7 separate regions of the Homo sapiens genome follow, and all the other regions are linked to region 2. Evidence: read pairs that join two places in POLR2A ChIA-PET (ENCODE). Cell type or tissue: CD4-positive, alpha-beta T cell. All regions are shown on one strand.

The links. ChIA-PET counts read pairs that join two places held together with the same protein. Peaks named below come from ENCODE experiments on the same cell type or tissue, not always from the same donor. Only the 100,000 strongest peaks of a DNase experiment are listed, where the experiment ranks them.
Region 1: POLR2A ChIA-PET joins it to region 2 with 63 read pairs; 21 of 35 experiments call an interaction of 5 or more read pairs at or near these places.
Region 3: POLR2A ChIA-PET joins it to region 2 with 31 read pairs; 19 of 35 experiments call an interaction of 5 or more read pairs at or near these places.
Region 4: POLR2A ChIA-PET joins it to region 2 with 70 read pairs; 22 of 35 experiments call an interaction of 5 or more read pairs at or near these places.
Region 5: POLR2A ChIA-PET joins it to region 2 with 18 read pairs; 23 of 35 experiments call an interaction of 5 or more read pairs at or near these places.
Region 6: POLR2A ChIA-PET joins it to region 2 with 12 read pairs; 25 of 35 experiments call an interaction of 5 or more read pairs at or near these places.
Region 7: POLR2A ChIA-PET joins it to region 2 with 11 read pairs; 28 of 35 experiments call an interaction of 5 or more read pairs at or near these places.

The regions. Positions count from the first base shown.
Region 1 is chr3:128,786,450-128,790,449 of GRCh38, reverse strand. The region is part of intron 1 of RAB7A (RAB7A, member RAS oncogene family); the gene reads right to left. Among named protein-coding and RNA genes, the nearest start is that of MIR12124, 58 kb to the left of the region's middle. In CD4-positive, alpha-beta T cell, a CTCF peak has its summit at 2,945; DNase peaks (open chromatin) are centred at 1,359, 1,449, 2,359 and 2,979; H3K4me3 peaks cover 1,380 bases; H3K27ac peaks cover 4,000 bases.
Region 2 is chr3:128,679,230-128,683,229 of GRCh38, reverse strand. No RefSeq gene overlaps it. Among named protein-coding and RNA genes, the nearest start is that of RPN1, 30 kb to the right of the region's middle. RefSeq lists a silencer at 1,854-2,073 and enhancers at 2,134-2,303, 2,414-2,543, 2,018-2,710. In CD4-positive, alpha-beta T cell, CTCF peaks have their summits at 2,129 (motif pointing left) and 2,328 (motif pointing left); a DNase peak (open chromatin) is centred at 2,329; H3K4me3 peaks cover 1,591 bases; H3K27ac peaks cover 1,998 bases.
Region 3 is chr3:128,615,769-128,619,768 of GRCh38, reverse strand. No RefSeq gene overlaps it. Among named protein-coding and RNA genes, the nearest start is that of RPN1, 33 kb to the left of the region's middle. RefSeq lists enhancers at 1,590-1,639, 1,355-1,866, 1,660-1,949. In CD4-positive, alpha-beta T cell, CTCF peaks have their summits at 1,751 and 1,952 (motif pointing left); DNase peaks (open chromatin) are centred at 58, 2,018 and 2,938; H3K4me3 peaks cover 1,732 bases; H3K27ac peaks cover 1,894 bases.
Region 4 is chr3:128,802,674-128,806,673 of GRCh38, reverse strand. RAB7A (RAB7A, member RAS oncogene family) reads right to left here. Exons shown (of 6, transcript NM_004637.6): 4 at 84-302. Among named protein-coding and RNA genes, the nearest start is that of MIR12124, 42 kb to the left of the region's middle. RefSeq lists an enhancer at 2,151-2,270. In CD4-positive, alpha-beta T cell, no CTCF peak of the experiment used is centred here; DNase peaks (open chromatin) are centred at 693 and 2,353; H3K4me3 peaks cover 1,518 bases; H3K27ac peaks cover 3,507 bases.
Region 5 is chr3:128,793,250-128,797,249 of GRCh38, reverse strand. RAB7A (RAB7A, member RAS oncogene family) reads right to left here. Exons shown (of 6, transcript NM_004637.6): 2 at 1,830-1,890. The coding sequence starts at 1,882. Among named protein-coding and RNA genes, the nearest start is that of MIR12124, 52 kb to the left of the region's middle. RefSeq lists an enhancer at 3,255-3,404. In CD4-positive, alpha-beta T cell, CTCF peaks have their summits at 1,866 and 2,065 (motif pointing right); DNase peaks (open chromatin) are centred at 2,049 and 2,659.
Region 6 is chr3:128,873,505-128,877,504 of GRCh38, reverse strand. ACAD9-DT (ACAD9 divergent transcript) reads left to right here. Exons shown (of 3, transcript NR_186174.1): 2 at 3,804-3,945. Among named protein-coding and RNA genes, the nearest start is that of ACAD9-DT, 3.9 kb to the left of the region's middle. In CD4-positive, alpha-beta T cell, CTCF peaks have their summits at 1,534 and 1,742 (motif pointing left); a DNase peak (open chromatin) is centred at 1,764.
Region 7 is chr3:128,729,424-128,733,423 of GRCh38, reverse strand. All of the region lies in intron 1 of RAB7A (RAB7A, member RAS oncogene family), which reads right to left. Among named protein-coding and RNA genes, the nearest start is that of RAB7A, 5.2 kb to the right of the region's middle. RefSeq lists an enhancer at 1,907-2,076. In CD4-positive, alpha-beta T cell, no CTCF peak of the experiment used is centred here; no DNase peak of the experiment used is centred here.

The DNA of each region.
Region 1 (4,000 bases), 110 kb before region 2:
CTTATACTTAACTGTGACTCTTAGAGGAGCACATTACCTTTACACTCAAACAGCCACCTCCACTTTGGAGAAAAATGTTAATCTGTTGATTTTTTCAAATCAATTTCTGATGACAAAAATCTCCACTCATCATGTAAGACAAATTACATTTAAATGCAGATTTTCATCTTCACTCAGGGCTGGCTAAGCATTTCAGAGTTGTTGCAAATGGTACTAAACAGCTGATACTAAGAATTCCACATCTTCTTTCACCAGGACATTGATGGCTTTAAACTGGCAAAAGTTAAAAGGTATATTTTTGTACTTAATGTTCTCCCAGATCAAGAATGGGACACTTGTTTCTAGAAAAGAGCCAGGGGCCAGGCGTGGTGGCTCATGCCTGTAATCCCAGCATTTTGGGAGGCTGAGGTAGGTGGATCACGAGGTCAAGAGACTGACAAATCCATCCTGGCCAACATGGTGAAACACCAGCTATACTAAAAATACAAAAATTAAGCTGCGCGTGGTGGCACGCGCTTGTAATCTCAGCTACTTGGGAGGCTGAGGCAGGAGAATCGCTTGAACCTGGAAGGTGGAGGCTGCAGTGAGCCGAGATCACACCACTGCACTCTAGCATGGGCAACAAGAGTGAAACTCCATCTCAAAAAAAAAAAAAAAAGCCAGGAACAAAACACACTAAATGCAACTTTTGCTACAAGAAGCTGCCCAAGCAGAGTTAGCTTCAAAATGTCCAAAAGCAATTTCTGCTTTTGTTATCAATTTCTATTTCCATCTTCATGGATTTCTGAAGACTGAAATTATTTTTTAAAAGCCTATGGCCAGGCATGGGTGACTCATGCCTGTAATCCCAGCACTCTGAGAGGCTGAGGCGGGCAGATCACTTGAGGTCAAGAGTTCGAGACCAGCCTGGCCAACATGGTAAAAACCCATCTCTACTGAAAATACAAAAATTAGCTGGGTGTGGTGAAACACACCTGTAATAACTACTCGGGAGGCTGAGGCAGGAGAATCACTTGAACCCAGGAGGCAGAGGTTGCAGTGAGCCGAGATCGCATCACTGCGCTCCAGCCTGGGCAACAGAGCGAAATGAAGTCAAAGATTTAAAAAAAAAAAAAAAAAAAAGGCTACAAAGTTTGAAATTTCTAACTGGAAAACAGTTCTCTAAAGCACCGACCACTTCCTCTCACAGGAGAATCTGCAGCCAGCAGAGTAGAAAGGAAGAAAGAGTTACATAAGATCTCTGAGACCTGGTCCTTCAAGGAAAGCATTTTAGATAACATCCATTAATCCATGTATATATTAATATCCTCTAAAAATTTTCTAGAATAAGGTATATTCATAACACATTTCTTTCCTTCTGCCACCAAACCAAACCTCACCAGTGTGCATCGGAAGAAGCTCCTCAGAGCGAAACTACCAGTATTGGTACCAGTATTTGAACGATGAAACAATTCTTTCTTTCAAGTACAATGTTTCTCATAACAAATCAAAAGCTGGCATCTTCCTTTATTCGCCTGCAGTCATCACCTTCTTCATCTATGCCACAGAAAAGCCAAATGGCCACATAAGCAGACAAAATAAGGAAACATGAGCAGGTAAAAAGATCAAGAAAAATATTGTTCAAGGGCTTGGGTGGGCAGAGGTCGGTGGTCAGAAAGAGGTTAACCAGGAATACACAGGGGTACCTAGGGGAAGGGCAAAGGACTGCTATGGTGAAAATGAGGACAGCAGGGAAGGGCTAGGAAGTTGGGGGTCAGTTAGCAATTCGAAAGTCTGAATTCTTGCAGGTAGGATAACAGCTCACGTGGAGGTGAAGGCTTTATGGTGTTGCAGGAATTGAAAGCAAAGTATAGTAGTACCCACTTATCCATGGGGGGTAGGCCCCAAGACCCCCAGTGAATGCCTGAAACACAGCAAGTACCAAACTTGTCATCCGTCAGGACACATTGATGATGTTCATGTTTTCCACCTACAAATTTAATGCTTTTTCCATTGTAACTAACCACTCATCATATACTGTGGCTTTTACCTTTTGCAGTATGAGGTGTCACAGCAAAATTAGCATGATTTTCTTTTTCCTTCTTCACAATTTCAAAGATAGAAAATATGTTCTCACAAATTTTAGCAACCTCGGCATACAATTTTTTCACTTTCCTTATTAAGTCAACAATTTTTACCTTTTCACTTCAAGAGCTTCTCTGTGGCATAACCAAATTGCCAGCATCTTGTGCTTTGGGACCATTATTAAGTCAATTATGAGTTACTTGAACACAAGCATTGCAACATTGATGTGATAACCAAGACAGCTACTAAGTGACTAACGGGCAGGTAGCATCTATGGTGTAGAAACCCTGGACAAAGCGATGATTCACTTCCTGGGTGGGATAGCACAAGCTTCATCAAGCTAATCCAAACAGCACGCAATTTAAAACTTATGGCAGGGTGCAGTGGCTCATGCCTGTAATCCCAGAACTCTGGGAGGCTGAGGCAGGAAGACTGCTTAAGGCCAGGAGTTTTGAGACCAACCTGGGCAACATGTTGAAACCCAGTCGCTACAAAATATTTAATACATTACCTGGGCATGGTGGTACACTCCTGTAAGTCCCAGTTACTCGGCAGGCCGAGGTGGGAAGATGGCTTGAGCCCAGGAGTTTAAGGCTCCAGTGAGCTATGATCGCTCCACTGCCCTCCAGCCTGGGTGACAGAACAACCCTCTGTCTCAAAAAGCAGACAAACAAAAAGAAACTTAAGAATAGTATTTCTATAGTTTCCCGTTTAATATTTTCAGACCACGATTGACTGCAGATAAAGAGGATTACTATATCTGCAAAGCCATCAAAACAACAGTGTAAAATGCAGGAGATGAAATTGAACCAGGTGTTCATCACATCCACAGTCAGACAGCAACGAAGTGGCAGAGCTGGAATTACCAGGAGTGTCAGCCCAGGTCCTACCATGCCATTTTGCAGTACCAGCTCTCACCCAAAGGAGGATTCTGGCTTGTGAGGGCTGGGACTTTTAACAAGTCTTTTATGGCAATTCAGGCATACACACCAAGTTTGGAAACCACTGATGTGAAGAGTCTACAACTACTGTTCTGATTTACATGTTGTGCCCGATCCAAAACCGTAATGATAGCACTAGATATTTGAACAAATGCTAAAGGTTCAACAAAGCCATGACAGTTAAACCAATTAATGTTCTATAGTTTGTTAACATTTTTAGTTGGTTGGTGTTTCCAAGTTGCCTGTCTGCAACAACTGGGTCCTAATCACAGTTGGCTTTTCTGCTCCCCTGCACTGTTCCCACCCTAACTATGGTATCAAATTGTAGAAAACTCAGGAAGGTACGAAAGAATGAAGACAAAAAGCTACTGACAATTCCATCTCCCAGAAGCAATCACTATTAGTATTAGAGTATATGTCTTTCTAGTTTTCCTTCAAATGGTTGAGGTTATATACCATGTATAACTTTGCATCTTGCTTTTTCTATATTAAATATCTTCCCATGTTATTAACATTAAGGTTGCATGATATTCAGCACATGGATAATCTCAAAATTTCCCTTGCTGCTAAGTATGCATTGTTTTCAATTATGATGAGATGAACCTACATATACACTCTGTCAGCATAATCTGATCAGACTCACAAATGTTTTAATCACTCGGCATTTCTTGGATTAGTAGAATACATTTCATCCATGTGTCTCTCATTCTGCTGATGGTCTTTGCCTACCCTGCCTACTAGAATGTGACTTATTGCACATATGATCTAAATATAGCACTGGGAAGGAAGCATCATAGGGATACAGAGTTCGGAAGTAGCAGGCTTCTGAGCAGATTCCAAAGTAACATTCCACACTTTCACCAGCACGGAACATGGGTAAATGTCTCTCTGTCCATCTCATTTTCTTCCAAGACTTCATGCTCTGTATATGACCATTAGAGAAGACCCAGCAGTCATCTTGCCCTCAAAACTGATTGACTTCAAGGCTCAGAGTG
Region 2 (4,000 bases):
TAGCATATTTAATGCCTTCAACAACCCAGAGTGCTATGTGTAATTATCCCATGTAAGAATGCCCTCTTGGCCTGGCGAAGTGGCTCACACCTGTAATCCCAGCACTTGGGGAGGCCGAGGGGGGCGGATCACCTGAGATCAGGAATTCCAGACCAGCCTGGCCAACGTGGCGAAACCGCGTCTCTACTAAAAATACAAAATTAGCCAGGCATGGTGGCACACGCCTGTAATCCCAGCTACTCGAGAAGGTGTGGCAAGAGAATCGCTTGAACCTGGGAGGCAGAGGTTGTAGTGAGCCGAGATCGTGCCATTGCACTCCAGCCTGAGCAACAAGAGCAAAACTCTATCTCAAAATAAATAAATAAATAAAATACAAAAATTAGCGGGGTGTGGCCAGGTGCAGTGGCTCACGCCTGTAATCCCAGCACTTTGGGAGGCCGAGGTGGGCGGATCACGAGGTCAGGAGTTCGAGACCAGCCTGGCCAATATGATGAGACCCCATCTCCCTAAAAATACAAAAATTAGCTGGGCGTGGTGGCACGTGCCTGTAGTCCTAGCTACTAGGGAGGCTGAGGCAGAAGAATCGCTTGAACCTGGGAGATGGAGGTTGCAGTGAGCCATGATTATGCCACTACACTCCAGCCTGGGCAACAGAGCAAGACTCCATCTCAAAAAAAAAAAAATTAGCTGGGTGTGGTGGCATGCACCTGTAATCCCAGATACTTGGGAGGTTGAAGCAGGAGAATCACTTGAACCCAGGAGACAGACGTTGCAGTGAGCCGAGATCGCACCATTGCACTCCAGCCTGGGCAACAAGAGTGAAACTCCGTCTCAGGAAAAAAAAAAAAAAAAAAAAAAAAAGAATACCCTCTTCTCCAGTGCCTGGCACACTAGTAAAGGCTCAGTATGGTTGTTGCTTTAGGATGGAGGACTAACACTTCTTTCAAGTTCAAATAGGCGATTTCCAAACTCAATGCCAATTCTGAAACTGCTACTACTTATTTTTCAGGCAGTGGAAACACCTTTCTGGATGATTCTAAGGCAGAACTTGGCTCAAACTCTCAATGTTGCCACTGTTTTCGATATTAACCCGAAAAGCCTAAGATATACCAAAATCAGAAGAAGCCATTGAGACTATGTATGCTTACAGTAGAAAGGCATTCAGCATCAGCAAATAGGTCGAGTGCCTCCTGCTTCCCAGGCCAAATTTTCTGACCCCCCGCCAACAAAAACTAGCTTTCAAGAGGGCTCAGGCTGTCACAATGATTGGCATTCTTTGCTGTAAGTACTACAGTATTGACCTTGAAATTTTTATCCTTGAAAATTGAGTTTCATGAATGTTTATCAAATGTCTTGGTTCCAGGTTAAAAAAGTCTTTTTTTTTCTATGTGCTAGTCTGCCCTTATACCCTTACAAAAGAACTTGTCTTTAAGCCATAATTTAAATATTTACAAAAAATTTAAAATTAACACCTGTCCATGGTACAAAGCTCAGAAAACCCAACGGTCTTAGATGAAAACTGTCTCCTCCCATCCTTGTTCCGTATCTCTCCATTCCCTTCCTTAGGCTGGGCGATCGCTATTACCATTACCGCTATACTATGCTTACACATTCATATCTTCATTTATGTGGGTCTTCTTGTTTAAAAACACAAAGGCATATCTATACACATTTTCCTGTGCTTTGCTTTCTTTCACTTAATTTATCTCAGAGCTGGTTCCACATTAGTACATAAACTGCAGCTTTGCTCTTTTTAACGGTGGCAGGCCATTCCTCTGAAAGATGGCCTGATTTATTTCACCAGTTCCTGGTTTTGCGGCTCAGGATGGGAAAAAGGAAGTCTGAGTGAATCGCGTTGAGGTTACTAGGAATTGCCATGCTGCCCACCTCCCGAAGTGTTAGGAGGTAACATCTCATCGTCTCATCGCACTCCAGTGGAGTGTCGCGAAGTTGCAACTCGGCCCCAAGGCGGCCCGCACTTCCACCCGCACACAAAGGCAGGTCGCAGCCCCGCACGCGGGGACAGGGCCAGCAAGGGGCGGGGACCCTCGGGGCCGCCGCCTCCGCAGCCCCGCGTGTGGGACCCTGGGGCGGGCCGCCATCTTGTGGTGCGGCCGCCGCCTGCCAGGAGACACCTAGCAACTCCGCAGCGGCCATCTTTTACAAGAAACCTTCGCTGCAACCGCTGCGTCACATCACCGCGTCTCCCAGGGACAGGAAAGCCTCTCCGTGTTTGGTGAAGCTTCAGGGGAAGCAGTCATCCTGTCGTCGCATACGGCAAAATCCTCCATTGCCGTAGCCGTTCGGCTGACGTGACAAGGGAGGTGCAGGCCAACACGGCGACTCCGCGCCCTCTGGCGGCAGTGCCGGAGCAGCGGCGCTGTCTTTGACCTATCCGGCATTCGGCTTCCGGGACCGCTTGGCGGCTGTGAATGCAGAGCTGGGGCGACGTGGGGCTCGCTTCCTGGGACTGGGTGTGAGCTTGCGCAGTGAGCCATATGGGGGTCATGGCCTGGCGTGGGGGCGTGGCCGGGTGGGGCCGCTGGATTTGGTGCTGGAAAGCTAGGGAAGTAGTCGTGCGTTTAAGAACGGCCGGCCGGCGGGGTGGCTCAAGCATGTAATCCCAGCACTTTGGGAGGCCGAGGCGGGCGGACCACGAGGTCAGGGGTTCGAGACCAGCCTGGCCAACATGGCGAAACCCCGTCTCTACTAAAAATACAAAAATTAGCCAGCGTGGTGGCGTCTGTAGTCCCAGCTACTTGGAAGCCTGAGGCAGGAGAATTGCTTGAACCCAGGAGGCAGAGGTTGCAGTGAGCCGAGATCGTGCCACTTCACTCCAGCCTGTGCAACAGAGGGACACTCGTCCCCCCCCAAAAAAAAGCCCGGGCTGGGTGGCTTACACCTGTAATCCCAGTACTTTGGGAGGCCGAGGCAGGCGGATCATCTGAGGTCGGGAGTTCGAGACCAGCTTCATCAACATGGAGAACTCACCCATCTCTACTAAAAATACAAAATTAGCTGGGCATGATGGCGCATGCCTGTAATCCCAGCTACTCAGGAGGCTGAGGCAGGAGAATTGCTTGAACCCAGGAGGTGGAGGTTGCGGTGAGCTGAGATTGCACCATTGCACTCCAGCCTGGGCAGCAAGAGTGAAACTTTGTCTCTCTCTCTCTTTCTGTCTCTGGCACATACACACACACACGCACACACACGGGCCTCCTGTGGTCTCACTTGGTCCTCTTTGTGACAGTGCCATTGTTACCATTTACAGAGGAGGAACTGAAGCTCATGGTTGAGCCTCTCACTTGCCCACTTTGCCAAACCCTGGTAGGGATGGGATTAGAGGCTCCTTTTCTTTCGTGAAATGAGACAACGATCTGGGGGATCGTTGGAAGGATTAAAATGAGTATTCAGATTACAATGCTGGATTCTTAATAGTGTCCTCTGTTAATAATAATAATAATGTAGTAGCAACAGTCACGTAGTCTTTACAGTCACAGGTGCATGTGTGTAGATGGGGTTCTCTCTGTATTAGCCAGGCTGGTCTCCAACTCCTGGCCTCAGGCTATCTTCGCACCTCTGCCTCCCTTAGTGCTGGTATTACAGATGTGAGCCACTACACCAGCCTGCAGTTTTTACTACAACTCTGTGAGGTGATTAGTACTAGCATTCCCATTTGACAAATAAGGACAGTGAAGAAAGCAGAAGTAACTTGGCCAAGGTCACAGAACAGCCATAGCAATTCCTGGGTGGTGTGGAGTGGAAGGCTCTGGCCTTAACTGCTACACATTGTCTCTGGTAACAAGGCCCTGCCTGAAGTATATTCCGGCTTCTAGAGGTTGCAAGGAAATGGACCACTCATCAGTTCTTGCAGCCTCCTTATGATCTACAGTGGGACTTCGCAAAGGCAGGCCTAGTAGGAAAACAAAGAGAAGAGGGTTGGAAGAAGGGAAGGATTGGGGCTCAGAAATTATGAGGGAATGGACTAGAAAGGATAGAA
Region 3 (4,000 bases), 63 kb after region 2:
GACGTGGCTTATGTCACAGAATGGAGTAGTGGAGTGAGGCCTCCATTTTTGTAGTTTTTGCATCCTTCCTGTGAGTCATGTTTTACTCAGCATCAAGGAAACAGTGATGAGCAAAGCAGAGATGGTTCCTCTCAAGAGGCAAGGGATTGAAAGGTCATGTGGGGAATCGACAGTGCCAGTGAGTGCCAGGCTTTCTGCCCCTCTTTCCTCTCTGCAGGAGTTCGCTCCCTGTCTCCACCTAATGAATTCCTGCTCAGCCTCAGGATGTGTTACTTAAGGTTACTGTGTCAGGGAGCCATCCGTGGCCTGCCACACTCAGTCAAGTCCTGTGGTACCCTCTCGTTTTCCTTTGTACCTCTTCTCCACCTCATATACCACGGTTGGAATGTGTGTGATTACTGAACTAGCTTCAATAGGGCAGGGGTTTTGTCTTTTATGCTCATCTTTATGTTAACAGCTAGGTGTTCAGACCAATCTATGACACGTAGTTGGGTTATTGAATGTTTGCATGAGTGGCTTACAAACAGCTTAAATATTGGCAGGTGGGTTGAGGGATTACTGGGGAAGTCTGTAGAAGACCAGTTGTGAGGAACTGATGCTGAATTCTGTTTCAGACATGGCAAAATGGAGGTGCTCGGGACATCCAAGTGGGAGTGTCCCTGGGCAGGTGGATATTCAGGCCTGGAATTATAAGGTCTGGTGTGCAAGTGGTAAATGTGGGGCTGCCGGGCCTAGACATGGTTATGGAAAAGGTGAGAAGGAGGCTGTGGGAGGGGACAGTGCCTAGGAAGGGTATAGAATAAGAAGAGATCCAGAACTGAATATTAAGACGACAAAGTAATAGTGGCCACCTGGGTTGACAAAGACCAGGACTCTCCTTACCTGGGACGAGAAAGACCAGGACTGTGGTGTCATGAAGCCAAGTGGAAAAATGTTTCCAGGAGTGAACCATCTGAGGCTGAAGAGACCGAGCAGTGCCTTTTGGCTGTAGGAGTGGATCACTGAAGCCTTTTACCCATTGGTGACTTGAGAACTGTGTTGGTGTGGGGATGGGAATTGGACGGAAGTGAGACTTAACTTTGAGTCCTGACAAAGCATTTCGCAAACAGGCTGGGAAAGGGATGAGTGAGGGCCTTCAGGAGGCTGTGCTGCTTGAATGTTCTACTCTAAGGTTGGGGACACCAAGTGTGTTGAATGCCATTGGGAAAGATCCAGTTGAAAATGAGAAGTTGAACATAGGGATTAGGAGATTGTGCAGGGGGAAAATGGGGGATCCAAGGACAGTGGAAGGATGGGAGGAGCAAGAAGGAAGACCCTCCAGAGTCGTGCTCTGCAGTCGGATCCCTGGATGGAAATCCCAGGCCTGCCGCTCTCTGTGACCTCAGGCAAGTCTTTCCGTGCAAAATGGAGTAGGGCTGTTACCTGCTTCCTAGGATGGCTGTGTGGGTCACATGCTGTCATAATGCAAGGTGGCGTATAGCAAATGCTTGTTAAACAGCGACGGTCTCGCCGAGCTCTGGCCTGAGCCGGGGGCAGAGGGTTGGTCCTGTCCTGGGGGTTGGAAGCCGTGGAGGCCACGTTTAATCAGTGTTCACAGTGGTGTGCCCGTGGACCTGGCCTCACGCACGCCCGGCCTTGGGAGCCCCTGCGGGAGGGTGCATACCCTGACCTGCCCGAGAGGCGTCTGCCGCAGCCCCTGCTTCCCCTAGGGAACCCCCGGGCGGCTGTGCCTCACGGAGGGGCCCTGCTTTACCGCGGCTGCATACCACCTCGGGCCATTTGGTCAGCTGCTTCACCAGCTCTCTTCATCCTCTTACTCTCCCTGAATCTTTTTCTTCGTTTTTTGGAGCAGTCAGAAAGCTTGGCCGAAATCAAGATAACTCGCTGGGCCCGCGTGCAGATTGGTGGGCGCCCTCTGCTGGGCCGGCGGGCCTCTCGCAGGCCTGAGGAGCGAGCTGCGCCTGCGCCCTGGTGTCCCTTCGTAACACTGCGGCACGTCACGAGGCGGGCACCGGGGAGTATGGGCGAAATCGCAGGCGCAGACGGCGGGCTCGGGCTAGAAAAGTCGCGCATGCGTGGGGCTAATTTAAAGGCGGCGCGGCTCCAACAGAACCAAAGCCAATTCTCCGGCTGTGGCGCCACCTACGGGTGTGGGCTCGTAAACGGCCTCCTCTGGCCGGACTAGGACTGGGTCTGGGGTCGGCGGGCTCAGGACCACTGGGCTGCTGAGGGGCTTAGCCATGGGGACCTGGGCTCTCAGCTGCCCTGGAAAGCCACAGGGCTAGCTGGGCTGGCCAAGGCCGGTGGCTCCCCCAGCATCCTGTGGTGGGTGCATCCCTGGGCCCAGTGGGGCATCCGGTGCTGCCCTCCCCACCTACGGGCTTACATCCTTTGGTTGCTGGGACAGAGCGCCCTACGCCACGCGCAGCCCTGCGCTTCCCTGATCCTCGGTTTCCCCAGTAGTAAACAGGGCCTCAGTTTCCCCCTTGTAAATCTCAGGGAGGAGGTGAAGTGGGGCCCTAGGTGTAAAGCCAGGTTCAGGCTGGGCATCCCTTGGCGCAAGGTGACATGCCCCAGACACCTGACACCTCTCAGTCTCAGACCCAGCGTACTTTCTCTGTGGCCCTCATGTGGCCGTATAGGAGTGGCCCACCCACTCCCACTCCCATTCAGATCCCCAGGCCACAGTGCCTTTTGTCCAGCCTTGGCCAAGATGCCTGACCCTAGTGGCCTGGCCCTGGCTGCTTCCATGGCTGCAGCTTTGGGATGTCCCTGTAGTCATAGGTGGCCTCATGGCAGTCCCCCAGCCTTGAACCTGGACCCTGGCTCAGGGAGGGGAAAACACGGCTGAAGAAGGGCTGGGTGTCACTTTCTCTCTTCCATTTGTCTTGGAGGCTGTCATGGGAGAAAACCCCAAAGGACCCAGTGCGCCCTCACAGTTTCACCACAAGTATCCTGACCGGGCGTCTGGTGCCGAGCTGATAGTGCAGGCCCCGGCCGCAGCCCCGCCGGAAGCCCATGCTGCCAGCGGTTGGGGGCCGCAGGCTCAGACAGGAAATGCCCCCGAGTGTACCCCAGGGCCCTCTGCAAAGGCCTGATGCTTTGGATGAGGCCTGGCGCCATTTTGAAGCTGGGCCTGACTCTGGGACTCTGGCCTGGTTCTGGGGCTGGTGGCCTGGGATCTGGGGACTGCTTTGTCACCTGCCTGGGCAGGTGTGGGAGATGACAGGGAGGGAAGAGAGAACCTTCAAACTGGGCTAGACCTGAAGCGAAAGCTGAATGATGCAGCCTGTCCCCTACCATGGCCAACCCCTTCATGGTGCCCCCAGCCCAGCCCTTTAGGGTCTCAGCTTCCATCAGGCCCTTAGTTCCATATGTGGTGTGACAGGCCCAGGACTAAATGCAGGGGACACAGAAGGGAGCAGACAGCAGAAGTGCTGGGCATCAGGAAAGGCAAGTCAGAAGGTAGGGCCATCAGGAGGGTCCATCGCAGCATCTGAAGGATTTGCTTGTGGGGGTTGGTGGGGAGGGAGGAGCCCAGACTCCTTTTTTGACTTCCACTCAGGGGATAGAATCCAGAAAGATTTAAGACGAGTGTCTCAGTCTGTTAAGGCTGCTATAACAAAATACCATAGACTGGGTAGCTATAAATAGAAATTTGCTTCTTACAGTTCTGGAGGCTGGGAAGTCCAAGATCAAGGCACCGGCAGATTTGGTGTTGAGAGGTCCTGCTGCTTGGTTCAAAGATAGCACCTTCTCGTGTCCTCACATGGTGGCAGAGATGAGGGAACTCTCGGATGTATCTTATAAGGGCACTAATGTCCATTCATGAAGGCTCTACCCTCATGGCCTAATCACCTCACAAAGGTGCCACCCTCTAATGCTTCACATTGGGGGTTAGGTTTCAACATAAGAATTCTGGGGGGATGCAGACATTCAGTCTGTAGCAGTGGGAAGGACAGGAGCCTGTTCAAATGCTGATGGGAAGGAAGGAGGTAAC
Region 4 (4,000 bases), 120 kb before region 2:
GAGCTTAGCAGAGAACCCTCCAAATTCACAAGGCCCCTGGGGAGCAGGTGTCTGTGACAATATCTATCATCGTTGGTACTTACTTGTCTGTTTTCGAGGTCAATCTTGTTTCCCAACACAACAAATGGGAAGTTTTCAGGATCTCGGGGACTGGCCTGGATGAGAAACTCATCTCTCCAGCTATCTAGGGTTTTGAATGTGTTGGGGGCAGTCACATCAAATACCAGAACGCAGCAGTCTGCACCTCTGTAGAAGGCCACACCGAGAGACTGGAACCGTTCCTGTCCTGCTGTGTCCCATATCTGTGAGAGACAAAACATTCATTCCTTGGGAGAATGCTAGGCAGAGCACCAGGAGCATGTATGCAAGGGGTGCCAGAAGAAATAGGCTAGATTGTGGGGCCACCCACAAAGACAAATGACACCAGACTTCAGGAAGCAAATTTCAGCACCAGAGTATCTGAAACAATCCTCACAAATATTGTGATTAAGTATGTGTCTGTCTATAAGCGAGTGACATTGAGTCCAATCTCCAGGGTGCTAGAAATTTCTTATATCTTGATCCAAGTAGTGGTCACATGTAGGTAAGTGTGTAAAATTTGAACTATAAATAAAACTTAGGTACTCTGGGAACTTTCTGAGAGCAATGGAAATATAGGGAAGTGAGGTGATGACTCACGAATGATACAGTTCAATAGGGAAGTGAGGTGATGACTCACGAGTGATATAGTTCAATCTATGCATTTTACTGTATGAAAAGTTTGCCTAGCCAGGCACAGTGGATCACCGGAGGTCAGGAGTTTGAGACCAGCCTGACCAACATGGAGAAACCCTGTCTCTACTATAAATACAAAATTAGCCAGGCATGGTGGTGCATGCCTGTAATCCTAGCTACTTGGGAGGCTGAGGCAGGAGAATTGCTTGAACCTGGGAGGCGCAGGTTGCGGTGAGCCAAGATCGTGCCATTGCCCTCCAGCCTGGGTGATAAGAGCGAAACTCTGTCTCAAAAAAAAGAGAAAAGTTTGCCTAAACAACAAAAAAGATTAGCATGTTATATTTCATTTGTATTATACCTCAAAAAACAAAACAAATGAAAAACTCTTGACAAAAAGAGATCAAGAGAAAGACAATGAGAACACACACCAGAGTAAAGATTAAACCAGGTACTACCGCCCAGCTCTAAGCTGGTCACCTCATTCACTGCCATGCTAGATTTAAGAGCAAGGCTGGGTATACTTACTGCCCTAGATCCGTAACAGGCACTCAAACAGAGCCGGACGAACATGATAACAACTCAGATATAAGGATGAAGGGCAAAAAAGACAAATTTATTTCTAATGACTCCACTGCCTCTCGGCAGGCTAGGGCACTAAATGCTCCCTTGCCCAGATACAATAAACAAAGTCCACACATGTAGACTAAACAGGATCGGGACTGCTGGTGGTACTCATCCCTGTGCTCTCCTGGTTCTCCAATGTTCTACATGGAATATGTATGCATCTCTGTCAGTGGAGAAGTGACCCCATTCTCAAACAAACAAACAAACAAACAAACAAAAGAACACTTGGCATCCTCCCACACAGGAAGGAGTTCATGTCTTGTTCTAGTCATATGCGCGGAGGTTTTCTGTAGCTGAAATCCTAGACTGCACTCCTAGACTGCACATGTGATACTCTCCACATTCTCCCAAGTTCCTCCCCTCTACCCCGTCACGCACTAGGGCACTCTGGCAACAGCAGATGGGGTGACATGGGAGAGCAGGTTCACTGGACTTTACTGCTGCCCAACAGATTTAGTGAACCATCGATTCCTATTTTTAAGAAAATATTGCTGACAATTTCCTATCATTATAAACAACTCAGCAATGAACATTAGCATAGAGAGCTTTCTCTGTATGTCAAATGGCTTTTTTCAGATAGACTCCTACAAGCAAAATTACATAAGAACTCTGTTACTGTTAGGTGGAACCAATTCATCATCTGGAACTCAGATACACAGAGAAGGCAAAGTAATACATCAAAAAGAAGTCAACAAGTTGACGGGTTCCTAGAAAGTTACCAAAATTAATTTAACTTTGAATTTACAAAAGTAAAGGCCATATTTATCAAAACATCAACAAGTACAGTCCTATGGCTGACTGTGATTTTTAAATTTTTTAATATTTTAATTGAAATTGTTAACAGCGACCTGGGTTCTTGGAATCTTCCATGATAGAAATCAAGAGAGATCACCAGACACAATAGCAAAGAGAAAGTGAAAGTGTATTAGCTTATGCATAGTGAGCTAGCACTGCAAAAGGAAAGGGGCAGCTGTTCTCTGAAAGCAGTGTGGGAGTTAACTTTAAAGGGCTTTCCTGTGGGGAGGGGTGATGTCAGGATATGTATATAGGAGGGGTTTTTCTAGTGCATGCACAGTGGCTAAACATGCTTCTTCAGAAATTGCGTGTAGCACTAGCAGGTTAAATCTCCATCCTGGGTGTGACTTTTGGCATTAAAATGAGGAAAAGGTAACTATAAGTTGAAGTTGAAGTCTAACTGCACATGCTGGGGGCGGGGGGGGGCCCAGGGAGGTCCCTAGCCCCATGAAGCAGGAACTTGTGATAACAGTTTCTCGGGGTTTTTTGTTGCTGATTGTTTGGAAGTTAGGTAAGCTACAGCTTGAGTAAGGGGCTTTTATTCTTTTTCTCTAGACCACATCAAAACAGGAAACCAGCCAGCCTGCTTGTTTCAAAATGTTTTGTTTTCTCCATTTAAAATTATACCCTTATAACTGTCTACCCAATATTCTGATGTGACAAAAATTAACACTGTTATTTTTATCCGTTTTTTCCAAGAGTTAACCCTTCCCTCATTGCATTTTCTTCCTTCTTCACCACAAGTAAATGCTCCTGAAGAGATGCCTTACATAAACATTATCATCCTGTACAGCTTTTTGCAACTTGTCTTTTTTCATTCCCAAAAGTTAACAGTTATATAATATTCCACTGCTTTAATAGACTCACTTAGTTCCCCAGATCATTTGAGTTATTTGCAGTTTTTCACTCCCCATGCAAGGCTGCAATGATAACTCTCATTACAACTCTCTCATAATGTCCAGAGATAAGTTTCTCTAGGCCATACACTCAGACTCAGAACTCTGGATTGCTGCATATGTCTATGTTCAACACTGGGGAGCAGAGTGGCAGTTTCTACTGAAAAGGTTGTACTCATTACTACACTCCTACCATCAACCAGAGGCTGTTCCACTCCCTATATTCTAGCATCCACCAGGTTACCTACTGCTTGGATACTATTAGGCATTATCATCTTTGTCACCTGCTTGTGTGGTTTGTTCTTGTTAGTCTGGGAATCTTGTTATTTACATGTTTAATGTAATCTATTAATCAATCTTCAACATTTTATGATTTGTACTTTCTGTATTTTCAAATGCCAAAGGTGAAAAGTATTCACTATTTTCATTTTTTAAGTTTTCACTTTGTATTTTTTCCACCTTCAGGTCTTGAATCCTCTGGTTCCCCCAAGCTAGAATGTAAAGCCCTGTCCTGGTCCCACTTATTTACCCTACTGGCTGAGCGCAGTGGCTCATGCCTGTAATCCCAGGACTTTGGGAGGCCAAGGTAGGTGGATCACCTGAGGTCGGCAGTTCGAGACCAGCCTGGCCAACATGGTGAAACCCCGTTTCTACTAAAAATAAATACAAAAAATTAGCCAAGCGTGGTGGCAGGCGCCTGTAATCCCAGCTACTTGGGAGGCCGAGGCAGGAGAATTGCCTGAATCGGGGAGGCAGAGGTTGCAGTGAGCTGAGATCAGGCCACTGCACTCCAGCCTGGGCGACAGTGAGACTCCTGTCTCAAAAAAAATAAAAAATAGGCTGGGTGTGGTAGCTCACGCCTGTAATCCCAGCGCCGTGGGAGGCTGAGGCGGCCAGATCATGAGGTCAAGAGATCAAGACCATCCTGGCTAACATGGTGAAACCCCATCTCTACTAAGAATACAAAAAAT
Region 5 (4,000 bases), 110 kb before region 2:
TTCATATTTGTGTTAAAGAACCTGGAGGTACCTAGACAGCCGAAGGCAGTGTTTTCCAACCCAGACCATCTAAGCCAGAATCTACAAGGTGAGAGGTGGCAAAACCTGGAATCGAACAAGGGCTTGGTGAGACTTTTTGCACAAGTTTGGGGAAGGCAGGCCTAAAAGCACTATCTTTCCATCCCGACGGGGATGGAGTTGCGGGGTAGGAGAGAGAGCACAAATCTAGGCCCTAGCCCACTGGTCTGGGGCTGGGCAAATGCTAGCGAACAAAAGGTTCTTCAAAGGCTGGGCATGGTGGCTCAAGCCTGTAATCTCAGCACTTTGGGAGGTCGAGACGAGTGGACTGCTTGAGCCCAGGAGTTTGAGACCAGCCTGGGCAACATGGTAGAACCCTGTCTCTATAAAAAATACAAAAATTTAACCAGGAGTGGTAGCACACACTGGTGGTCCCAGCTACTCTGGAGGCTGAGGTGGGAGGATGGCTTAAGACCAGGAGGTTGAGGCTGCAGTGAGCTGTGATTGCACCATTCACTTTAGTCTGGGCAACAGAGCGAGACCCTGTCTCTCACACACATACAAAAAAAGGTTCTGCAGGTGATTCAAATAAGCCAGTCAAGACAGAAAAACCTCTGGCTTTTCAAAGGAAGGGCAGGGGACTTTGGAATAAAGAAGCATACCTGCATTTGCTATTGTTGTTATTTTTAAAAATACATAAGCTTCCAATGAGTCAAAGCTTTCATGGGTCCCTTCAGATGCCAAGTCTGAAAAGCCTACCACAGAATCTTTTTATTTTAAGAGTTGGGGTCTTGCTCTGTCACTCGGGCTGCAGTGCAACGGCATGATCATAGCTTGCTACAGCCTCAAACTCCTGGGCTCAAGCCATCCTCTCGCCTCGGCCTCCCCAGCAGCTGGAACTACAGGTACGGCACCTGGCTAAATTTTTTTTGTAGAGACAGGTCTCCAACTCCTGGGCTCAAGCAATCCTCCCCTCAGCCTCCAAAGCACTGGGATTATGGGCATAAGCCACCTCACCCAACCTACCACAGAATCTTAAGAGCCATTAGAGTTAGCTACATGGTTAGTGGCACATCTAGAATCAGAACCCAGTTCTGCCGTCCCAGGCTCTTTTGCAGATAGATCTGAAGCAGGCACAGCAGCAGGAGGATACTGTATGGTGCACTAAGAACGCACATCTGGGTCGGGCGCGGTGGCTCACGCCTGTAATCCCAGCACTTTGGGAGGCCGAGGCAGGCGGATCACGAGGTCAGGAGATCAAGACCATCCTGGCTAACACGGTGAAACCCCATCTCTACCAAAAATACAAAAAACTAGCCGGGCGTGGTGGCGGGCGCCTGTAGTCCCAGCTCCTCGGGAGGCTGAGGCAGGAGAATGGCGTGAATCCGGGAGGCGGAGCTTGCAGTGAGCCGAGATCGCGCCACTGCACTCCAGCCTGGGCGACAGAGCGAGACTCTGTCTCCAAAAAAAAAAAAAAAAAGCACATCTGCTACGCCAGATGCCAATGGCAATACATCTACGTAAGGAAGACTCCCCAGCCTGGCCAGCTTGGAGAAAAGGGATTCCATGAAAATGCCTATCCTTAGTTGAGTTCAAATAGCCATCCGTTCCCCATAAAAAATCATGCTAAAAACTAGAGAACAAAAGGTTATATAACAAGGGATCATCTAAATTTCTGCCGTGGAGGGAAACATGTAAGGCCCTAAGCCTCACTATGAAAGCAAGAAGTGGCAGCACGGACAGTGTGGGCTCCACAGCAGAGAGGCTTAGCTCTAAGCCAATCTGTTAGCTCAAATTCATGAGTAACTTACCCAGAATCTCCCAGGATGATAACCTTCAGCAACACTTTCTTCCTAGAGGTCATCCTTCAAACTAAAGGGGGAAAAGGAGAAATCACTGTGAGTGTGATGGAAACACCAAAACAAAACACCTCCCTTGCACAAATGTCTGAGCAGCCCCAACAGTGCAGGGCCCTGAACCTTCCTGCTAGGTATCTTCCTTCCACCAGGGGGCACTGATAAAAAACAGTATCACTCACCAAAACTCTGGACCCAAGAGCGAGGCAGAACAGCACAGCAGGGCCATCCTGCCCCTGCAAGCTGTTGGAGAGAATGTATTCTCTCACTTGGGTGGTGGATCAATTGAATGGATTGGCAATTTGAACTAATGCTCCAACTTACTCAACAGCTTGGTCCTTGCTTCATTCAGGTCGCTGCTTCAGTATCACTTTCTCAAAGAAGTGACCGCTTTATTTAAAGCAGCATAACCCCTCATTTGCTCTCTATCCCGTTACTCTGCTTGCTTTTCCTTCAGAGCACTTACCACTAATTGACATTTTTATGTACTATATTAATCTAGTCTATCCCTTTTCTAACAATCTCCATGAAGACAGTTTTACTCCCCACTGTATACTCAATGCCAAGTAGAAATTTATTAAATGTTGGGTACCGTCTGAATACTTGACTCTGCAGCTCTAGTGACTACTCTTTTCCAGAAAATCTTTCAGGCAGCCTTGTCTACTCATAACCAGAAGATGTGAAAAATGCCTGATCTCTGCTCAACTGTCTTCCAGGACTTGCCACAGCATGGTCTATCTACTCATCAAGACAGGGCTCCTGCTGTAATTGCCTCTCATTTGCCAGGGTATGACTCAGTGACTTCCAGAAAATGAATGGGACTCAGAAGAACTACTTGTTAGTTTCCTCTTTAACCACCTACCTTTTGAAGGCAAGGCTGACAGCAGTGCCTATAGTGGGAGTGACTTAAGCAGCAGATATGAACCCAGGCCACAGGGATTTCTATTCTGGTTTTGCCGCTTATTAATTTAGCTATATGACCTTGAGCCAGTCATTTAATTTCTCTGTTGGAATAGGGAATATAGAGATGACAGCTCTTATGTCCTAAGAATGCTGTGAAGACTGAATAAATAAAATGCTCAGGACAGTAACTAGAATACAGCAGATGACTAGTAAATACTGGCCGCTACCATCTTAAGGTATGCCAAATACAGAGATGAGTAACAGAACACAGAGTCCAGAAGACAGTGAGAGAAGCAGCAGGTTACAGCTCCTAGGCAAGGTAATCCAGCTATCCCTCTCTTTCCAGATGCTTGGCTGTCAATTGTTCTCTTTCTCAAGAGGTGGTATTACACCCAAGACCACTAACTAAAAGGAAATATCAGACCTGACTACTGTCCTAAAGGGCAGGATTTGCTAAGAAGGCCTACGCTCTTGAAAGTAACCATCCTCGATGGCTTCAGAGTCTGTTTCTGGCTACAAGAACAGTATGGGAATAGGAGCCAGACTAGAGGATGGTTTGCTAGGCACACACCCCAGGTCCCATGACCTATGCAGAGGGTCAAGCTGTTTCTCTGCCAAAAGCCTCATGCCCATGGCTGGACTGTGAAGACACGGTATCTCAGCCCACCAGCATTCATCTAGAAAGTTCTTACTAGTGCTAGTTAGGGGCAGTATAAGATGACTTGGAGTTCTGTCTTCCATCATAATCAGCACTGAGAGGTATACCCCAAACTATCCATTATATGTGGAGCCCCACTATTCCCCTACCTTTCTCCCCAGGGACCGCTTTGACTGGTCAAAGTTTAAATGTCACACTCTAAGGTCTGGTATCATATTTCAAGATAGAGATCAGATGATGATAATGGGGGCAAGTTTCAAATAGAAAGAAGGGGAGGCCAAGGTAGGCAAATCATGAGGTCAGGAGTTCGAGACCAGCCTGGCCAACATGGTGAAACCCCGTCTCTACTAAAAATAGAAAAGGCTGGGCACGGTGGCTCATGCTTGTAATAACGGCACTTTGGGAGGCCCGAGGTGGGTGGATCACAAGGTCAGGAGTTCAAGACCAGCCTGGCTAACATGATGAAACCCTGTCTCTACTAAAAATACAAAAATTGCTGGGCACAGTGGCTCATACCTGTAATCCTAGCACTTTGGGAGGCCAAGGCGGGCGGATCATGAGATCA
Region 6 (4,000 bases), 190 kb before region 2:
GTTTCAATTTTGAGCTGCTGTACTTTTTTGCCAAACAAATGTAGTCAAATCAGTCAAGTACTCTGTTAATGTGTCAAATGTTTAGTGTACACAGGTCTCCCTAAATCAACCAAATGAGAAATCCAGTGGCACAGAATTTTACAAAACAAAAATTAGAAAAATGTTAAGGCATAGTTTCTAATTGCTCCAATAGAGTATAGCAGAAGAGTTTTGCTGTTTCACTACTATACTAGTTTCTAAATTCAGTTTCCTCATCTGTAAATATGAGTATGATACCCTTTATCTCACAGGACTTTTAAAAGGTTTAAGTAAATCCACATGAAAGCACTTAGCACAGCAAGTGATAAAAATGACAATAGTTACACTTTGATCCTTCCATCTTATATTTAAGTATTAGCCTCTGAGAAATATGATGTTGTTTTAAACAGTTTCCCCTGTTCAGTGTACTAAAAGAAAAACTTCAGCTGAATTAAATTTAAAGGAGCTTAATTGGCCGGGTCGGGTGCAGTGCCTCATACCTGTAATCCCAGCACTTTGGGAGGATGAAGTGGGCAGATCACTTGAGGTCAGGAGTTCGAGACCAGCCTGGCCAACATTGTGAAACCCTGTCTCTACCAAAAATACAAAAATTACTGGGCATGGTGGTGAGTGCCTCTAATCCCAGCCACTCGGTAGGCTGAGGCATGAGAATCACTTGAACCCGGGAGGTGGAGGTTGCAGTGAGCCAAGATTGCACCACTGCACTCCATCCTGGACGACAGAGCAAGACTCTGTCTCAAAAGAAAAAAAGTTTAATTGAGCAATCGATTCAAATCAGGCAGCTTTCTGAGCCAGAGCAAGCTCAGACACTCCAGCACAGCCATGTAATGGAAGATTTATGGACAGCAAAGGAAAGTGAGGTACAGAAACAGCTGGATTGGTTACAGCTCTGCCTTGCCTTATTTGAACATGGTTTGAACAGTTGGCTACATTTGATTGGCAAAAACTCTGTGATTGGCACAAGTATAGGCTACGGTCTGTTTATGCCTCCACTTATAGTTCACAATGTGCAGAAAACCTATAAGCCGAACTTAAAATATATAAGGAAGCAGCTTTAGGCTAAACTTGATTTAACAACTGTTTAAAATATCCTCATGGTAGTTCTGAATGTCTCCTCACATCAATACAACTGATTCACAACATAACTTAACAGAAAGTGAACATTCTTTAGCCATAATGTTAGTGTTAGCATAGCAGAATCCTTGACTCTGGGTATGAGGAACATTGAGTAGAAACTACTGCTTGATCCCTTACTATTAAAGCTGAGGCTGAGATTGGACTGATTATTTTACAAGCCAAAGACCACCAAACCATCAAAAGGTAGGAGAAAGGCTTTCCTGCAGATGCTGCTGCAAAGACCTGCCCCTTCCACCTTACACCACCATCCCCAAGGGCCTAGAGGCCTCTGCCTAGAGCTGGGGGAAGAGGAGACTGCGAAGAACGATCCCATCTTTTAAAAACCGGACAGAAATCACGGATTCCTTCCACTTACATTCCCTTGGGAAGAACTTAATTTGGGGGCAGGGGCTAGGAAAGGGAGTGCCTGGGCAGAAACGGTTTTGACAAGCGTTCGTATCAGGACAATTTGGGAAAACCCAGGTGAGTGATTACTGAGTGACCCTCGACTCCGGTGTTTTGACACCAAAATGTGCAAGGCTTCCTCTCTGATTCTTAAACATCTCAGGCCATGCCGCTCCCATGTCACCCTCTAGTGGCCTGTGGGCTTCCTTGCCAGCTGAGCCCTAGCCCTACCCCCGCCTTTGAGGTTCCGCAGAAATCTAGCTGCAGGGTGACTTCCACAGGTCTCACAACCCAGCCAATAGTAACAGCTAGGTTATTAAACACACCATCCTCTTAGAGGTGAAAGGCTTAGCCTTGGGTTCAATTCATTCAGCTTTAAAATGGAGCTAGTGATTTGTCTCACTTGAAGATGTTGTAGAGCCCAGTGAGATATGTAGTGCATGGAGATTGGAAGGTACTGTGCAGCAGAGGACATGGACAGTGCAGGCTCAAGAAGATCTTGTGACCTTGAGCAAGTCACTTTTCCTCCCTGTTCCTCAGTGTGCTCATCTACAAAATAGGAGTAAACACAGTAGCGTTTCCCCCTTCCTAGGGGTGCCTTGTTTTCAGCTTGGCTGAATGTTGGCTGATCCTGTATCACAGAAGTTATTCCCTGGCTTCTCTTTGGAACATTCCTCTGAGGTTGTCAGGCTGATCCCTTTATAGCAAGCAACTTTACAGATGCAGAAGCTAAGACTCAGACTAAAAGCAGCTTGCCCTGCTAGGAAATGCAGAGCTATGTCTTTAACATATGGGAAACCCTTTTACCCAGGACCTGGGGCAGTGTGGTGCTCTATCCTGGGATCTCCTGCCTCCCAGCAGCATGGCGAAGAAAGAACACAAATCTTTCAGATCTGTTTCCATCTTTAAACCTCTGGCACCACCTGTCCTGCCCTGCCCTTTCTCTCAGCTGTCAGCTTTGCTTCCCATTCCACTGGGAAAATCCATGCAGTCAGATGAGAACTTCACAGGCACAGTTACCCCCTCCCCCTGCATATGTGCCCACATTATCTACATTCTGTTACTATGAACTGTCTGCTCCTGGCAAAACCAACCTCTCATTAGACCCCAGACCTTCTCACTTACTGAAGGGTAATTTCCTTTCTCTGCATCATTAACTGTTCTCTCTAATGGATCTTGAGCCCTTACCATTCAGGCGTTTGTCCCTAATGGCCATGGAAGTCAGTAGTGACCTCTCTGTTGTCAAATCATGTGATCTGTTCTCAGACCTCATCCTACTTGGCCCATCTTTGGCATCTGACACCGTTCATCCTTCCACCCTGTTGACACACTTTGTTCTCTGGTTTCTGAATCACAATTCTCACTATACTCTGAATGTTCTAAATACTTCACTGGCTGATACTTCTGTGTCCATTGCTGGTTCCTTCTTGGCTCCTCAACTGCTAAACACTGGCCATGTTTTTCACTAGCACAGTTGGAGTTGTCTATGGCTCAGAATGTGGACATTTCTTTTCCTCTACAACCATCCCGTGGATGACCTAATTTAGTGTCCTGACTTTAACTACCATCAATATCCTGATGGCTCACATTTCTCTTGCAGCGCAGATTTTCCCCTCAACTCTAGTTTTTATATCTGTCTTTGTACTCAAAAGCTCCATATAGAGATCTAATAGGCATCTAAAAGTGGCATATGCAAATCTGAGTTCCCCATCCCACCCAGTCCTGTTTTCCCACAAGTGTTCTTTATCTAGTTAATGGCGACTCTTATTCCACTTGTTCAGACCGAACATATGCGGTCACTTGTGTCCCCTCTTATTCTCCTAGTCAACATCCAATTGAGCAGCAAGTCCAGTGCTCTCTGCCTTCAAGTTAGTTATATTGAGAATGACCACTTTTAGGCCCCTCCTCTGATACTACATTGGGTCAAGCCAGTGTCATCTCTCAGCATTACTGGGACTTGGGTTAATTAGGTAAGATGAAACATGAAGGATTAGAAATAAAGGCTGAATACAGACTTAAAACCAGGAATCCAGACTAAACACTCAAACATGGAGTCCATCGTGGCCCCAGGGCCTTTGCGCTTGGCATTCTCTCCATCTGGAACACTCTGCCCATTGCGTTAGTTGTTCTCTAAATGCCTTCAGGCATTCTCAGAAACGTCCTGACTTTGTCTTCCTTCATGGTACATGTCATCACCTGCCTGTGTATTGTTTCCTTATTTTTTTCTCTTTCTTTCCTACTAGGCTGTCAGCCCATCAGAATGGAGACTTCTGCCTGCTTCTCCCCTTGGTGTGCCTTGGTTTCTGGAACAGGCCCAGCATGCAGTGGGGTCTCAGTGAATGTGCACTGAAGGAGTAGATACTGGAGAGCACAAACACGTATCAGGTGGTGAGAAGAATTGCTCCTTTACTATTTATTGACCCCTATTATGTGCTCAGCC
Region 7 (4,000 bases), 50 kb before region 2:
ACATTATGATATATCACATAATACTACTGAGCAATGGAAACTCCAGTTACAACTGTACACAACAACACAAAGTCTCACAAACAACACTGAGTCAAAGAAACCAGATACGCAAGAATACACAGTGTATGATTCCATTTACACAAAATCCAAATCAGGCAAAATTAGTCTACAGTTCTAGAAATCAGAAGACTCACTACGCAAGCATCAGGGCATCGATGATAATGACTTAAAGGAGACTAAGAGGGCCTCTGGGTTTATAAAAATTCTCTAAGCCGTCCACTTATTTGTGCACTTTTCTGTATATATGTATGTTTACTAAAATACAGAAATGATAAATTACTTGGAAATACAGGCAACAATGTACTTATCCAGTGTTACCATGGCAAATAAACCTTACTCTGGAGCTGGATGCATCAGGTTCCTCACTCGTTACCAACAAACATTTGAAAAATACAGCTATTCCTATGATCCCCAGCTTCTCATCATTCAGTGTCTACTAGGAGAAGTATCACAGGTCACATCACCCAAGAGTATCTGGTCTCCTCCACAGTTAAATTCTCACATCATTTTTGGGGAGAGTTCAATTTCTTTTTTCTTGAGACAGGGTCTTGCTCTGCCACCCAGGCTGGAGTGCAGTGCCACGAACACAAACCACTGCAGCCTTAAACTCCTGGAATCAAGTGATCCTCCCGTCTCAGCCTCCCACCATCTGGAACCACAAGTGTACCACCACACCCACCTAATTTTTTCTTTTCTTTGTAGAGATGGAGTCTTACTTTGTTGCTGAAGGTGGTCTTGAACTCCTGGGCTCAAGCAATCCTCCTGCCTTACCCTCCCAAAGTGCTGGGATTACTCCTCCCAAAGTACTGACCACCATGCCTGGCCAAGAGTTCAATCTCATTAAAGGAAGGTATGAAAGTATACATTCAAAGGAAGAAAATAACCAGTTAACACTTTGGTCTTCCTCGGGGTAGTGAATCACAAATTTTCCTTCTTTATATTTCTGAATTTTCCTAGCTTTTTTTTTTTAACTGAATAGTTTAATAATCAGCAAAAAAGACGTATCATTTTAAATAAAAGGTAGTGGGCCAGGCGTGGTGGTTCACGCCTGTAATCCCAGCACCTTGGGAGGCCAAGGCGGGCGGATCACAGGGTCAAGGGATTGAGACCATCCTGGCCAACATGGTGAAACCCCATCTATACTAAAAATACAAAAATTAGCTGGGCATGGTGACGTGCACCTGTAGCCCCAGCTACTCAGGAGGCTGAGGCAGGAGAATTGCTTGAACCCGAGAGGCGGAGGTTGCAGTGAGCCGAGATCATGCTACTGCACTCCAGCCTGGCGACAGAGCTTGACTCTGTCTCAGAGAGAGAAAAAAAAAAAAGGTAGTGGAAGAAAGAGACACTTTTTTTTTTTTTTGAGATGGAATCTTGCTCTGTCGCCAGGCTGGAGTGCAATGGCACGATCCCGGCTCACTGCAAGCTCCGCCTCCCCAGTTCAAGCGATTCTACTACCTCAGCCTCCTGAATAGCTGGGACTACAGTGCATGCCACTATGCCCAGCTAATTTTTATATTTTTAGTATAGACGGGGTTTCACCACGTTGGCCAGGATGGTCTCTATCTCTTGACCCTGTGATCCACCCTCCTCGGCCTCCCAAAGTGCTGGGATTACAGGTGTGAGCCATCGCCCCCGGCCGAAAGATACACTTTTACAAGGGGTGAAATGTCGTGGTCTTTAGGGCACTAGCATATAATGGAAAGGCAGGATGGTACATCAGAAAGAGCACTGAACTGAGTTAGCAGACCTAGACTGACATTCCAGCTGAGCCACCTGAGCATACAGCCTCAGCTATTTCAGGCAGATACACACAACAGTTGTGAGCACCAAATGAAATCACATGTAAACTACAAATACCACAGAAACATTAAAAAGCATTTAAAGGCAAATGTGTAGGAAGGTTTCTACAAAATGTTATCGCTTTTTTAACAACCATTAACATGGTGCAGGTCAGAGGATTTAAGAGTGGGTTTTAAATGACCCGCAGTTATCTCAGGGATCCTCATATCTGTAAGTGAACAGAAGAACTGTTGGTAGGCTGACTGAATACCACATATAAGGGACACTATTTTTCATAAAGTCTATGCTTGGTTATTTAAGGTTAATTCATAGCAGCTTTGTAATTATGCACTCTCAAATAACTCAAACTACAAAGCTTATTCAATGGAAACCAACTTTTTATTACACTTACATACCAATATTGGAAATCAATGATGTAACTATTTACTTCACTAAGTAACTTTTAAAGGACTCCTGATCTGAGATGGTTAATGCCCAGCAGTATGAAGCAAAGCTGGAAAGGAAAGGCTGAGGGAGAAGAGAGAACTTCCTTTCCTTTATCTGGCAGCAGCCACACAAGAAGGACCAACTAAGAGACAAGCAAGGCTGGAGAATTCCTAAACTGCCCTTGTCCCAGGCTCCCCTTAAATAGGCTCCCTTGGATTTGCTTGGTCCCAACTGTAGACAGTCCCAGGACACCAGAAGTGGACAACAGAATCAGGCAAACTTAAATTTCTCAGCAGTGATGCCATCACCAAAACAGAGACTCCAGGCCCCATGAGTTAAGTACTGCATCTTCAAGCAAATGAACAAGGCCAATGCTGTAGGTCAGCATTGGAACCAACTCCCAAGCTTTCTTCCTCCCACAAGGAGATATTTTGCAAGTAGCTATTCTTAAATATGTTTTTGTAATCACAGCCTGGGATACTAAAATTGAAACTGGTAACAGACACTGCTAAAAAACTTGTTTTGATTTCACTCGCCACATCACTTTTACCTCTGATTCACAAATCGCAGTGACCACCACCATTAAGAAATGTTTTAAAAATAAGTTTTAGGCTGGGCATGGTGGCTCACGCCTGTAATTCCAGCACTTTGGGAGGCCGAGGCGGGTGGATCACGAGGTCAGGAGATCAAGACCAATCTGGCTAACACGGTGAAACCCCGTCTCTACTAAAAATACAAAAATTAGCCGGGCGTGGTGGTGGGTGCCTGTAGTCCCAGCTACTCGGGAGGCTGAGGCAGGAGAATGGCATGAATCTGGAAGGTGGAGCTTGCAGTGAGCTGAGATGGCACCACTGCACTCCAGCCTGGGCTACAAAGCAAGATTCCGTCTAAAAAAAAAAAAAAAGTTTTAAAACACAAACTATTTTTCTGTCTTTAATGCCATATGGAGTGTGGGGAAAAACAGAATAGAAGATTTAAGAGCAAATAACTGAAAAGATCAGCATATTGCAAAAATGTTTCTGCAGCAAACTGCAGACAGAGAAGCATAGAGAACTATTAGATAATATTAACAGATAAGCATGTGGTAACACAAAGGAATGGATGCCTGAGAATACAATGGTAGCCTTCCTTACATGAGAGGTAAGAATCATCAACAGCAAGCCAATAGCCAAAAAATAAGGGGGGAGGCGGGGAGTTCATTTCTCGAGTTTCAGTCGCCTTCAGAAGAAGACATTTAATGCCAAGGGGAACCTCTGTTTAGCCTTATTCAGGAGGACTTCTAATCCTTACCTCCCCAGGAAAAGCCTGCCTACAGCTCCAAGTCCAACATCTGGTCAAATCTATCTCAGCTGTATTTGTTGAATTAAATGAATGGGGAGATAAATACTTTATCATAGGAAAAACTAAAATATTTGTGTCAAATGCCAGAGAGGAATGTGCATAAGACAACTGTCATATTTGCGTGGTCTGTGTTTGCTACATCTTTGTTTACAAAGTCTAATGCCAAAGTAAGAGCAAAAACGTTATTAGTGAAGATCCCTTTGAAGACTTTTTTTTTTTTTTTTTTTGAGAAGAAGTCTCGCTCTGTCGCCCAGGCTGGAGTGCAGCGGCATGATCTCTGCTCACTGCAAGCCCTGCCTCCTGGGTTCACGCCATTCTCCTGCCTCAGCCTCACGAGTAGCTGGGACTACAGGCGCCCGCCACCACGCCCGGC